Linked DNA regions of Homo sapiens: region 2 is linked to region 1. The links are chromatin contacts, found by Hi-C or POLR2A ChIA-PET in ENCODE. All regions are on one chromosome and are shown on one strand. The core of a region is the stretch at or near the end of the contact, and the rest is flanking DNA. Distances in the headings are between cores, read along the strand shown. Region 1 overlaps IGSF11 (immunoglobulin superfamily member 11). Region 2 holds the start of IGSF11 (immunoglobulin superfamily member 11).

Region 1 (6,648 bases), core at 1,567-4,066:
CAGTGACACCTTGATTCTGATCTAAAACCACAGAGCCCTTCCAGGAAAGAAAAGGCAGGATGAGTCATGTGAGAAGATAAGAAGCCATTGCCACCAAGGCATTTACATTTATCCCTTCCACAGCCTAAGGAATACATCCGGACTTTTTCTAATAATTTTCTCTAAACTTCTGTCTGAGATCTAATAATGAAATAATAATAATAATAAATTACTTTAAAGCACTCCCAGAGGCATCAGAATATATGCTGAGCCACATTAAAATGCAGCTTGGAGTTATGTAAAGTATCACATTAAAATTTAAAACCCTTCAAAATTCAATCTTGTTTAATTTCAAAGCTATATCTCAAATCAAAAGGCACTATGGGAATTGAAAGAGAAAAGGGAGATAACAATATTCTATCTCCATTAATGAGAGAACTGAGGTAGGAGGGAAGGGGGGAATCTACTGGATATTTTTAACGACAGCTTCATTTGTGACATATTCTAAATTTCTGTCTCTGTCACAATGCAAAGACAAGGGGATCATTCTACTTGTTGTTTCTAACGTCACTGTCATCAGTGAAGACTAATGTTCAAAAGCTGTGTTTCTGGCCTTGACCTCTGTGAAGCCCCAGACCTACCTATCAAACTGGCTGCCGGTCTTCCCTCCCCTTGGATAACATCCCACAAGCAGAACAAATTCAATTTGTCTGAAACTGAATTGATCATCTTTTTCCCCAAATCTGATCTTTATTTGCCATTCCAATTACATATACCCAACAAAAGAACCTAAGAGTCACCCTTGACACTTTTTCATCCTTTACAATGAAACTATCACTCATTTTACCTCCTAAATTGGTCTCCTCAATTAGTCTCCTCCTCTTTATCCCTCTGCCATTTGCTCTTTCAGTTTAGCCCCTTATCATCTCTCCTCTGAACCCCTGGCACCAGCTTCTTGATATGTCTATTCCTCCTTCTCCCTTGTCTTCCTGAGCACCAGCACCAGAGTGATTCTTAAAAAATGCAAATTTGATCTTGTCACAACCTCAGTATAGAGCCTTGAAATGAATGGCCCCCATTCTTTATAGGATATAAGTCAAGTTTCTCAGCACGACAAAAAGGACTTCCATGGGCTGGCCATTAACAGCTTCCCCTCCTGCCACTTGCCATGTCACAAACTGCAATTAAGCAAGCCTGAACAATTTGCAGTTACACTTGTTAGGCAACTTCATACTTTATCTTCCCTCATGTACTTCCCTCTGCCTGGAATGTGCGCCCTCTCTTCAAGGAGCCACAGTTCAAAAATCCATTGCTTTACCTCCCTGACTTTGTGCCACCCCTCACTCCTCTCCCGCTGAATGAGAGCAAGTGCCCTCTACCTTACGTGCAGAGGAACCAGTCATGCCTCTAAAGCACCCATCGCACCCCATTTAAATGTCTATTCACTCATCTGTTTTCCTCATTAGACTGTAAATTTCTAAAAGAAGCTGCCTTCTCCACTCACAGTGCCTGGTATGCAATAAATGTTCATTGAACTGAACTGAATTTTATTCATTAAGTGCCTCAATTTCTGCTTTATACTATCTGTAACATTTTCTGTTAGTTTCTAATATAGGCACAAGTGGGGAATTTATAGTAAATAATAATTTGTATGCTCAATTTAACAGGAAAATGGAAAGGAGCTTTTACTAAAGTGTTCTCCAGGTCAGCAGTGCATGGTGCCAAGTACATACTTTCACCATGTTATTTAATATGTAATATAGCCATGCATGTTAAGCAGTGGCTATAGTCTGTTTTCACAGAGAAGGAAACTACAGCTTAGAGGGGATAGTAAACCCTTCCAGGATTTTCTAGCTGGAAAGGATGGGTTCATATTGAAATATAGGTTTTACATGTATACACTAGTGCTTCTCAGGTAAGAAAGAGAAGAACACAGAAATTGAGCAAAAAGAAAAGGCAATACAAAGAATAAATAAAAGAAAATTTTCTAAGTTCTCCTCCAGTCTCACAACTTCCTCTTTTCTCCACATCCCTCAGCAGAATATGTGACTCTGGGTAATGAGGTCACTCTAAGACCATGGCTGTTGCTTAGAACACAGCGGTAAAGGAGAGTTATGGTTAGCAGTTCCATAAGGTTAGGCACTAATTAGATTCATTTATCTAGACATCTGTCCACTAAACCCTTGCAACCTATCTCACAAACACATGGACCAGGAAAACGTGTGGAAGCTCAGGTTAAATCCATCACCATCCTTACAAATACAACTGGAAGTACTAACCTTCCTAATGGTGCTTCCACATTTTGGTATTTGAAAGATACTATAAAGAGGTACAAGGCTCAGCTCTGCGAATGGAATGCAAAATAGAATGCCTAACTAGAAAAGTGAGGCCAGATAAGTGTGAGGGTTATTTCTTGTGTTCATCCCAGAGGATGAGAACACCTCTCCTCCAGGAAATGGGTGAGGACAAACTGCCTCTCACACGACACCCACATATATTCTAGGTTTAGGGACACTGGGAACAAATGGTGGACATTGAGAACTATGAGGTGGTATGAATCAGGGCTTCAAGCTCAGGAGTAAGGACTAAACCAAGTCCAAAGCCTGACACTTCTAGAAGTCCTGCCTAGTAGTGTGGAGCCATAAAAACAAGCCTGGCCTAGTCAGTGGAGGTAATCTAGTACCAATAAAAATTGCTTCTGCTGCTAAACAATGTTTGGAGCTCATCACTCAGAGAGTTAAAAGGGCTACGATTCAGGGACACCAGGCAAAGAGCCCAACATCAGCAGCCTTGAAAAAGACAAGGAAGAAAAAATGTAGCAGCAATTCACTAGGCATGTGACTTGAGATTTGGCAGGCTGCCTTGGCAGGGCTGGACAGTCTGTGGGCAGAAAATTCACATATTTTTTTCCTGCAGCCAGAAGCCAAGAAGGCACAGACAGACGAATACCAACTCAGATCCTTCAACAAGCTAATAATCAATAAGACCTTCCTAAGGAGAACAATGAATGAATAACCACAACTTTCATCTGTTTTACACATGCATATGACTGATCACCATTACTCCAACTGGGCTTTATTACTTTTACAACCTTAAACAGTTCTGTAATATATTAATTGGATATCAATATGCAACCAATCCAAGTTTTCTCACCTGATAGGCAGACTGCTAAACAAAGGTCTGAAGCAAAAGCAAGGGACAGAGTTCAGCTCAAGTCAACCAACGTTAATAGGGCATGAATTAAGACACTGGGCCAAGAGCAGCTAATACAAAGATGAATAAGGTATCTTTGAGGAAAGTACAGTATACTGTAGGAGGAAAAAAAGCAAAGAGAATGTCAATATAATATCCTAATTGCTGGCACAGTATGTACATGATAGTGTATGAAGATCACTAGCCAGGGTTAAAAGACCACAAGCAAAGCAAGCAAATGTCAATTAACCCCTGTGAGGACTAAAAGGAAGAGTTAAAAAGCTACCCTAGAGATAATTCAGTCTGGAATTCAAATGAGGACACATGTTAAAAAGGGAGTATGACCTGCCCAGAGTCATACAGTTAGTTGCAAAACCTAGGCTGGAACTCAGGTTTCCAGCGCTTTCCACCATAGCAGAACACTTTTCCAAAATCACAGGAAATTGGGCAAGTTGCAGCCTTCCGAAGCTGGGAATATGACTTTCAAAACTGCAGATTCTAAAGACATATTGATTAACGATCTTTGATTAATGATCTGTGAATGAGGATGGGGGAAGTGCATGGCAGCTGGCTGTCCTCGGGGTGGGAAACTTGGAGGACAGAATGGCATCTGCATGTGGTTTGTCAGTAAAAACAAAAAGCTTAAAAAAGCATTGCATTTGTAACTCAAAGCAACTATTTGCTTAAAAAAAAACTTGCTTCAATGGCACTACGAGTTCTATTCTCCTCTCCTACAGCAAAGAACTGTTTTATCACTTGTGCTAATAATATGGAAATGTCTCCTTCCTGAACTGTGAGGTTTCTCAGAGATCAGCAAAACTGAAGCACGTTACAACATTAATATCTCTACTTCAGACTGAGTTAGAAAGCTCTTTCTCCAGTAGACTTTCACTATGACATCATGAAGTTCTAAGTCCCATATAAACTAAAAGAAAACCCTACCCAAAGAAATGCAGGCCAGTTGTGATTATAGGGTAATAAGACCAATGCTACCCTTAATTCATTCAACAAACATTTACTGATTAACCCTGTGTCATGAACTATTTTAACTAAGATTTTGAGAGGAGGGAACAAAAGATGGGAAGACAAAACACAAGATCAATCAGACACAACCCTTGTCTAGTGAGGAAAGCAAGAGCAAATACACAAGCAAAGGACTGTAAAATTGTTTGATAAATGTTACAAAGCAATGCTACCCAAAATGTGGCCCTGGACCAGTGCAGACCTGTGAATTGTTGGTTGTTGATCCACAAGAAGATGGCTAAATACACACGTTAAGAGTAAATATATAGAAAACCTTTATAGCATTTTTTTTTTTTTGAGACTGAGTCTCGCTCTGTCACCCAGGCTGGAGTGCAGTGGCGCAATCTCAGCTCACTGCAACCTCCGCCTCGCGGGTTCACGCCATTCTCCTGCCTCAGGCTCCTGAGTAGCTGGGACTACAGGCGCCCACCACCACGCCCAGCTAATTTTTGTATTTTTAGTAGAAGACACGGGGTTTCACCATGTTAGCCAGGATGGTCTCGAACTCCTGACCTCGTGATCTGCCCGCCTCGGCCTCCCAAACTGCTGAGATTACAGGCATGAGCCACCACACCCAGCCCCTTTATAGCATTTTAATAGTAATTTTAGGTCTGTTGAAGCTAACAATTTTTTAAATGAGGCTATCTTATGTTTTTTACACTTCATTTTTCTAGTATTTCATTTTTATTACATTTTACAAAATCATCAGCCCAAAAATAGTTTAAGGAGCAATGAATAGAGTGACATAACAGAAGTACTATTTTCTATACTATACTATACAAACACAGATGAAAAGAAATGGCCTTTCGGATTTAAGAGAGGCTCTAAAGGGGAGATAACTTTTTAGCAGCAAAGGATAAGCAGGGGTTTTCCAGACATATTAAGGAGAAGTATCAGGCAGAGGAAGAGCATCTGCAAAGGCTCGGGGTCATACTAGTGGATGGTATTTTTATAAAAATAAACTTTGAGGCACAGTAATAAACAGTAAAAGTGCAGAAAGTTAGGTTACAAAGAGATTCACAGAGACTGGCATGATTTTACAGTTCAGGCTTTGGACTCTCCCCCAAAATGCAATAGGGAACCACTGAAGAGTTTTATAAGCAAAAGAAGGATATATTTATGTTTTCATTGTTCTGACAGCAGTGTGGTAGACAGATTTGAAAGGGAGAGAGAATAGAGGGAGGGATACAGACCAGTTGTGAACATACTGAAATAACCTAGATGTGAAGTGAAGAGAACCTGCATTATATCAAGGAAAACAGGCAAGAAAGAATGGCTTAGAGAAATGTTTTGAAAGTATGGATGCATAATGTGCCTTACTTAAGATGGGTCAGAATCTGTAATTAGATTCTGTTCACTCAATTCAATTAAGTGTCCTGATGTTATGAAGGGGAGATCAGTAAACATAAAGATGCTAAGTAAGTTAACTGAGAGATAGGAGATAGACCTGGGAATGAAATACAAAATTCTAGAAAAATCTTGGGTTTTAATAATCTTACATAGATTCACATATATATAAATGGAGAAGAAAAATGGATAAAGAGTTATAGCCAACACATTTATTTTCCACATTTTATGTACAGAGCAGTATTGTAGACACTATGGAAAATCCAAAGGGAAACAATATAGTCCCTTTCACTGTTTCTAACCCCTGGGCAACTTGAGGGTCTCCACCTAGAAGTTAGTTCTGGACAACAGAAACCTGAAGTATTTCAATAGATTTCAAACCAAGACTCATTTTTTCAACCCAGAGAAATCCTGTGGGTTCAGGGAATCTCTAAAGGGCAAGGGTATGTATATATGTGTAGGTAGGAAGGGAGAGTTCCTTGATTGGAAGAAATGAATATTTCCTGAAATGTTCCCAAGGAAAATACAAGTCCCTTGAATGAAATCCGTTGAATCAACCAGCTCCTCTGGAATTACCTAGTCTCTAAGGAATGCACAGCCCTCTCAAATCCAATATAAATTCCACAGAGATCCAGAGAATTGCATCTCCTAAAAATACAGGTCACAGGCTTAGGGAGCCCATAAAACTCACTTAGAAAGGACCAGAGTGGAAGCACTGGGCAAACATACACCATTCTTCTGGGAGTATTTTTTAAAATGCAACAGAAAATTAGACGGAGTCAGAAACAATTCAATTATTGTTCCATCACAGATATTCTGTATCCCCACTAACCATAACACATACAGGGAACACCACTTATCATAACACTATTGTTGTGGGCAGGCCCAATATCTATGTTATGGTGGTCTGACCGTGTCTTATGAGGCTCTCATAAGTGCCTACTATATTTCAGGGCACATGATTTTACCAAAGTATGTAACAGGCTTAGTTTTATAACAACATCTACTGTATTCTAGTCATGAACTGGGATAAATAAGCCTTTTTGTACTCCACAGCTGCATCTATTCAAGTGAAATACCACAATTAACCTGTGAATTTAATCTAAA
Region 2 (6,648 bases), core at 1,567-4,066, 47 kb after region 1:
AATTCCCTTTGAAGTTACTTCACAAATAAAAACAAAATAACAATAAGAAAACAGAATAAACAGAAATAGAAACAGAAATTTATTAACATCGATTTTCTTTCATTTATTGAAAAGACCCTCTATTTCTACCTTTGGTGTATCATTTCATTGTAGTGGCCACTGCTATTGGTTATTTACCTAGCATCCATTTCCCTTTACCCCTTTGTAATGGAACCAGCTTTGTTCAGATATACACCCCTCCTGCTATTCCACATTGAAAATTCTGGGGATGAGCCATAATTCATTCAAACCAAGTTTGCCCTTGACTAGTTCAAGAATTAAATTCGGTTAGGGCAAGGTATTCTCCTGGAGACAGGTATGCTAGCACAAACAGGCGTGCTAACTGTTCATCCTCTTCCCCGCCCCACAGTAAGGAAACTGAACATCAGTACTTTTTCCATGGCCAGCCGAATAAAGCCCAAACGCAGCATTCAAGATTCTCTACTATCTTGCCCCCAACTACTTTTTGGCTCTTTCTCCCTTGCACACATCTCCTGCTCTAGCAGCTTGGCCTTTCAAGAGTATACCCCTGCCTGTTCCACTTTACATCCTTCCTTCAGGCTGTTCCTTTGGTTAAGAAAGCCCATCCACTCCCATCTGAGCCAATTCATACCCTATTCATTCAATGTCCAGATAAAAAGTAAACTTTTCCAAGAAGTCTTACTTGATACTTACATTAACAAATAGAACTCATCATACATTCCCTGTACCATAAATTATTTGTGCATGCTTACAGCCTGTTTTAAAAATGCAAACTCCTTACGGGCTGCAGACACTCACACGCGTCTTTGTATTCCACCACCACCTTTCCCCACCAGATACTCAAAAGCACAGAGTGATGGCTCTGTAAATATCTGTTGAACAATGAACACTGTTTTTGAAAGTGGAAAATGCCTCTACATAACAGGTTATTGCCAAAACTGAGAAGTCCTTGGAAGTCTTTAAAAACATTTTTCTATGGCTTGGGAATAGTTTTGCTGAAGAAAAAAGAACAAATCAGATGACCTTGCAAGGCTGAGTCTGCGAATTGTATCAACTCTTTTAAAGTACTGCCTAATAATTCAAAAACAAACTATACACAAATGCTATTTACAAAAAGAGGAGCATTTATTATAATATACAACTTTAATAATAGAATGTTCTACCAAAAATTTGAGCTGTTCTTGTAATATTGGTAATATTTAGAGCTGTGTCCAAGGATTGCATAAAAAGCCGATTTACTCTCTTATTTCACACTTAAAAGTAGTAGGACAGAGAGAAAAACTGGCCATCTCAAACTAGTAACAGTACAAGATACTTGGAAGCACAAGTTCATAACATGGACATATTGATGTTATTGTGTGCACATCATCACTAAAAATATACCTACTGAACTCTAGAAAAGTTAATTTTGATGATAACAGCTTCATTAGTTTCTACGGAGAAGACATACAAAAAGTTTTCGTATTCTCTTCTCCCCTATTCAATGAATCTGCACAAGTTAAGTTGGCTAGTATTAGGTTACTTCAAAATCAGTTCGAATAAGGCCATGAAATGACTGGAAACATGCTGGTGTCTCCAGAAAAAAAACAGGGTTAACCACAAAGTTCCAAAATCACTGAACCCGCTTTTTAAATAACATCCTTCAGAAAAAAAATCTCAGTAAATCTCAGCAATAAATGGGACAGAAAACTGGATTCCACAGGAGAATGCACACACAAAAACAAACAGCACTGCATAGGATGAAAATCAGGATCTAAATTAATATGATGGCTATTCACCGAAAATGTAAGAAAGATTAAGCAGAGATTAAAAGCTAAATTTATAAACAGATGTTTTAAAAACCGTTAACAAGAAATTTAAAGACATTTATTTATTTTGTTCTAATATTGTTATATTCTATGTATTGTTGAGAGCCAACTTAAGTCCTTTGGAGATGAAGCTAGAGTGTAAATAAATTCTTGTTTTCGATTGTAGTATAGCACAGTATACAATTAGTTTTAAAATAAAGATCATTTTCGGCCAAAACGTGTATAGGCTTCTAAAAGGTTACGTTAAAGCTATAAAGTTTTCCAAATGATTTTAAAAGCACTTCTAGTTTTCCTAGGGCCGCCTAGTAAAGACAACTGGTTCTAAATACAGTTTCTAACTGGACCAGTGAGTAAGGGAGTTCGTTATCTAAAAAGGATCCTGCATTCCGCAGAGCGCAGCGAGGTGAGAGTCAGGGCCCGGCCTGGGACCGGAGGTAGCCGGACGAGTTTAGTTACCTCTCTGACAAGGAACACCTGGGCTGCGCGGGCGGCAGAAGCAGCCGCTGCAGGTGCGCGCGAGCCTCGGCCGCAGCAACGAACGCCGCCCCTGAGAAAGTTGGACTCCCGACCCTCGGCAAAGCAAGGAGGCTCTTTGCCGTCCCCAAACAGCTTCGCCCCGGGCCCGCCGACCCGGCCTGGCCCCACCGGGAAGAAAGGGCTGGAGCTACTCACCGTGCAGAGAGAGGAGCAGCAAAGGCGCCAGAGGGGAACGCTGAGAAGTCATCCCGGGGCCGCAGGGAGCGCGCCTGCCTCCTACCCGGCTCCCGGTCGCAACAGGAGAGGAGCGGGCGTGAGTCTCCGCGCTCTTGGGGCAGCCTGGTCCTCCCACACCCAGCGCCGGGCCGCTGTTCCCCGCGCAGAGCTGGGACTGTCAGACCCACAGACGAGCCAAGTGCAGCTGCAGCGCCGCCCGGCTCCGCGGACGCTGAGCTGTGACCAGAGGCGTTCCGGGCTCGCCAGCCGTGCCACCCAGCCCTGCCCCAGGACTAGCCGACCCCTCGCGCAGTCCGGGGAGCCACTCCCCCCAACTCACGCCCCGCTACTCCAGCCGCAGCTCGGCTCCTCGCCGCGCCGCCCACTCGCCCCGCTTGGTCTCCAGGGCAACCGCGGCTCCAGCGCGACGCCTGGCGGCCCACCCGCGGAGCAGAGCGCGGCGCGCAGCTGGCGCGGCCCCCGCCACCTGTGCACCGCGCCGCCCGCTCCCCCGCACGCCTCCACCAGCTCCGGGAACCGAGGGGTGGGCGCCCTCCTCGCCGGAGTTAGGGCCCCTCCCTTGGTCTAAACCCCTCCGCAAACAGGTGGTGTCGGCCTGATGCATCCTGGAGAGCTCTAGCAATGACTTTTCCACAGCCTTCCTCTGAGCCTGCAAGAGTCTTTCCTGTTGCAGTTTTCGGATAATTTATATTTGGCTTTTTCACTTTCAGTCCTCTCTTATAAAACCTAAATAATCTGAAAGAACCTGACTCTGGCAGAATTAGGAATTCCTAATTTTACAGTGTTTTGGTTTTGCGCTGTTTCCTGGATGCCTTTTCACCTTTCTTCCTTGAAAAGTGGATAGAGGCTGGACCATGCCCCTAACTCCCCATTCCTATCAGAGAGACTGCCATCTTCTCTTGCCCCTTTTGTAAACCTTATGTCAACTTCTAATATTTTAAGTTTTCCAGCTTAAACGTTAGTGCTTTCTTAAACTGACCTTAAGTATACATGTTAACTAGTGGGGTATGTACATTTATTGTAATCGTTGTTTAGTTGGGTTTTTTGTTTTTGCTTCTTGTTTGTTTGGGTTGGGTGGGGAGAAAGACTTTCCTAGCATCTGAAATTGTTTTACTTAAATATCTACCTACATCTTTTCTTGTAAAACCTATCTTTATTCTCTTATACTGGGCTCTGCTCTTTATTGTACAGCTCATAGTCACTTCCTGCTTCAGCCTCCAAACTGAGCCTTCTAAATTTGAGGACATACCTGCCCAGGGGATGCCAACCCATTTTGGTCAGTTTCTACAGCAGCATAAATTAGGGTTCTCGGAGCCATTCAGAAATTGAGCCCTCATCTGGCAAATACAATCCTCCCAGGGAAACTCAGAAACAAAAATAATATGCACAGAAGAAAAATATGTAAAATATTTTTTAAACATACATTTGGACAAGGATTGGAAGATATATGTAAAATTAAAATATCAAGATGGTGGAGTTATGGATGTACTTCTTTTTGAAAATGTGGATATTATATTTTTAAGGTTAAAAAAATGAAACATGTTAAGAAATGTTAATAACTTTTAACAAGAATATCCTGAAAGGATAAATTTTGATTATGAAGTAGAGATGCCTCAACTTTGCTCACTACTTCCAACTTGCTAGAATTCCCTACCAGATCTCTAATGGCAAGAAATAAATGATATGACAGTAGAGTTTTTCATATTAATAACAAATTTAAATTTCCAACTATGATATCACGAGGCTCATTCTCATTCTTTTAAACTCCAGGGTAAGGACTAGAGTTTCTTTTTTCCATCCAATTCAATCCCTCACCCTCTCTTGTACATATTCCTGCAGTCTAATCCAGTCCTAAGCAGGGTATAAGAGTAAGCAATATAAGAAGAAAAACAAGGAAGCGGTCAAGTGATAGGAGCTACTGAGAGCAACTCTTCATGTCACCATAATCCCAGATATAAATATAGAGGCAGAATATTTATCCTTTAAATAAATATCCTTTAAATAACCTAATAATCTGAGCTTAAAGCTCTGATAAAGCAAGTTATCTGATATATTTATCGCATCAATTTAACAACTATTTACCAAGTACCTACACTTTGTAAGGCACCAGGTTTAAGGTTAAACCAAAAAAAAAAAAATGACCCCTGACCCCAAATAAGTTCCAATTGCATATGGGCTATATCTGTGCTATCATAAATAAGCAGATAGAGTTCTGCCTCTTTGTCACCTAAGGATACTTCTGCCTTGCCAGGCAAGAGCTACTGAGTCATTAAGAGGACAATGCTCACAGTTCAGTAAAGGAGCCCTTTCAATAGAAAAAAAAAAGTGTGGCTTCTGAAGGGAGAGTGAGGATGATCAGATTTCAGGAGGCAATCCAGCTGCTGAGAAGCATGAGGGCAGATGGTAGATGGTGGACCAGAAGAAAGCAGATCAGGAGTACTAGAAGCTCCAAGTGCTGTACACAGAGGCTTCCAAGGACACTCTCCCAGGAAACAAAAAGTGTGGTTTTTAAAAAAATTCATAGAGATAATACCATTGACATATACTTTGAGTAATTTTTTATTAGTAATGATGAGTTTCACCAGCTCTTTTATCCTAATCTGCTTTACGACCACAGAAGGATTTCTTTAAATCCCTTAAGTATTCTGAGTACTAAAGACAGAGACAATATGTTATATTTGTGTAACACTTTACAAATTTCAAAGTGCTTTCACACCTATTATCTGATTTAATCTTCACAGCAAACCCAGGGGGGATGGGTAAGGCATGTATGATGACCCTGTCTTCACACAGGAGGATACTGTGTCTTAAAGCTATCTGAGGGTAACACTGTACTTGCCTCCTAAAGATTTATCCCACCTCTGCCCCACCATGATCACTACCACACCCAGACACCACCTGAGAAGCTATAAAATTTGGATGAGATTGGCCCCACCCTCATCTCTGAGAGAGTTATAGTTGGTCTACCTTACCAAGAAAGAAGTGGAGAGGGGAATGATCAGGATGAGGAATCCTGGTAGAAGACTCTGCTATATGGCACCTTTGACTCAAAAACATTGATGACGTGAAAATAAGTCAACTGCTAAAGTTCACATTTTAATCCTAGGCAGGCTCTCCTCAACCCATCAAAATGCTGGACCACTTCTTTCCACAATCAGTTAATCTGCATTCAAGAATGGAAAATTAACTTTATTATTAGCTTAGGAGGAACATAATTAAGAAAGAAAAATGATGTAGGGAATTATAAGGATTTCCAATGCCAAGTATAAATTATTTTTGAATTAGCTATTTTAAGTTTTTAATACCTCAGATCCCTCTTCATTCATATATATAAATTAAAGGTTAATTGCATTTAAGTTTTGGTCTGTATTTGTCTATGGAGTGTTTTATAAGAACATTATTCTTAAAGTTAGGAAAAACCTGTTTGATCCTTGCTTGAGCCAGTAACTCATTCTGTATATATTTTAACCCAGCTGCTTAGAGCCAGCATATAGTCTAGAGCACAGTTTGGTCCTTTTAGAAGTAAAATTTTAGAGGAATTTTTCTCCCTCCCCCTCCCCCTTTGCAAAATGTCAAGAAAAGCTCTAAAATGACAATAAAGGAATGGGAAACAAAATAGTGGCATCATTACAGTAAGAAAGAAAGTAAACCAACAAGTGTTTATTGTATGTTGACATAAATAGACCACTTAATATTTTAAAACAACACTCTCAAATTTTGGATTAACTCATAACGTAGATATATTGATATCTTGTTGTCTTTCTTACATCTGTTTCTTCCCACTCCTCTGTCAACCATTCCTAGATAGGATTTACAAGGAGCTAAACAGCAATATCCATCCTCCTCCCCATAGCCCAATCCCTATCACTGTTGTGAATATTGTCAAAGTTTCCCATCTTCATCCATTTTGGGAAAAGTTAGCTCTTTTTCTTGAAGCCCTAATTTATTTTTGGGTAAAGTTACTCTCTGAGCAGGGAACATTGTAACGAAATGCTACTGAATTAATTCTAATAGCAAATTTAAAATAATACCACTAGGTTTTTTTAGGACTTGAAAAAGGCAATAGCATAAGTAGCATTTTGTATGTCACCTGAAAAATTTTTGT

The links. A loop is a pair of places that touch in the nucleus more often than their neighbours do. ChIA-PET counts read pairs that join two places held with the same protein, here RNA polymerase II (POLR2A). Pooled maps may share reads with other maps.
Region 2: a map of dorsolateral prefrontal cortex shows a loop between it and region 1 (6-fold over the local background). The contact joins the promoter of IGSF11 here to the enhancer-like site in region 1. A Hi-C loop is called at or near these places in 8 of 168 maps with a recorded cell type or tissue (adrenal gland, dorsolateral prefrontal cortex, head of caudate nucleus and 3 more), 2 of 37 single-sample maps with no recorded cell type and 14 of 50 pooled maps. POLR2A ChIA-PET finds 5 or more read pairs at or near these places in 2 of 52 experiments (Panc1 and activated T-cell).

What each region holds. Positions count from the first base shown.
Region 1 is chr3:118,984,880-118,991,527 of GRCh38, forward strand. The region is part of intron 1 of IGSF11 (immunoglobulin superfamily member 11); the gene reads right to left. Among named protein-coding and RNA genes, the nearest start is that of IGSF11-AS1, 45 kb to the left of the region's middle. Within about 2 kb of position 2,817, at least 5 of the 41 ENCODE cell types and tissues checked have a DNase peak (open chromatin) inside an H3K27ac peak, as active enhancers do; they include adrenal gland and dorsolateral prefrontal cortex, where a contact is called at or near this core.
Region 2 is chr3:119,032,030-119,038,677 of GRCh38, forward strand. It overlaps IGSF11 (immunoglobulin superfamily member 11), which reads right to left and starts at 2,817. Exons shown (of 7, transcript NM_001015887.3): 1 at 2,502-2,817. The coding sequence starts at 2,553. RefSeq lists a silencer at 2,738-3,097.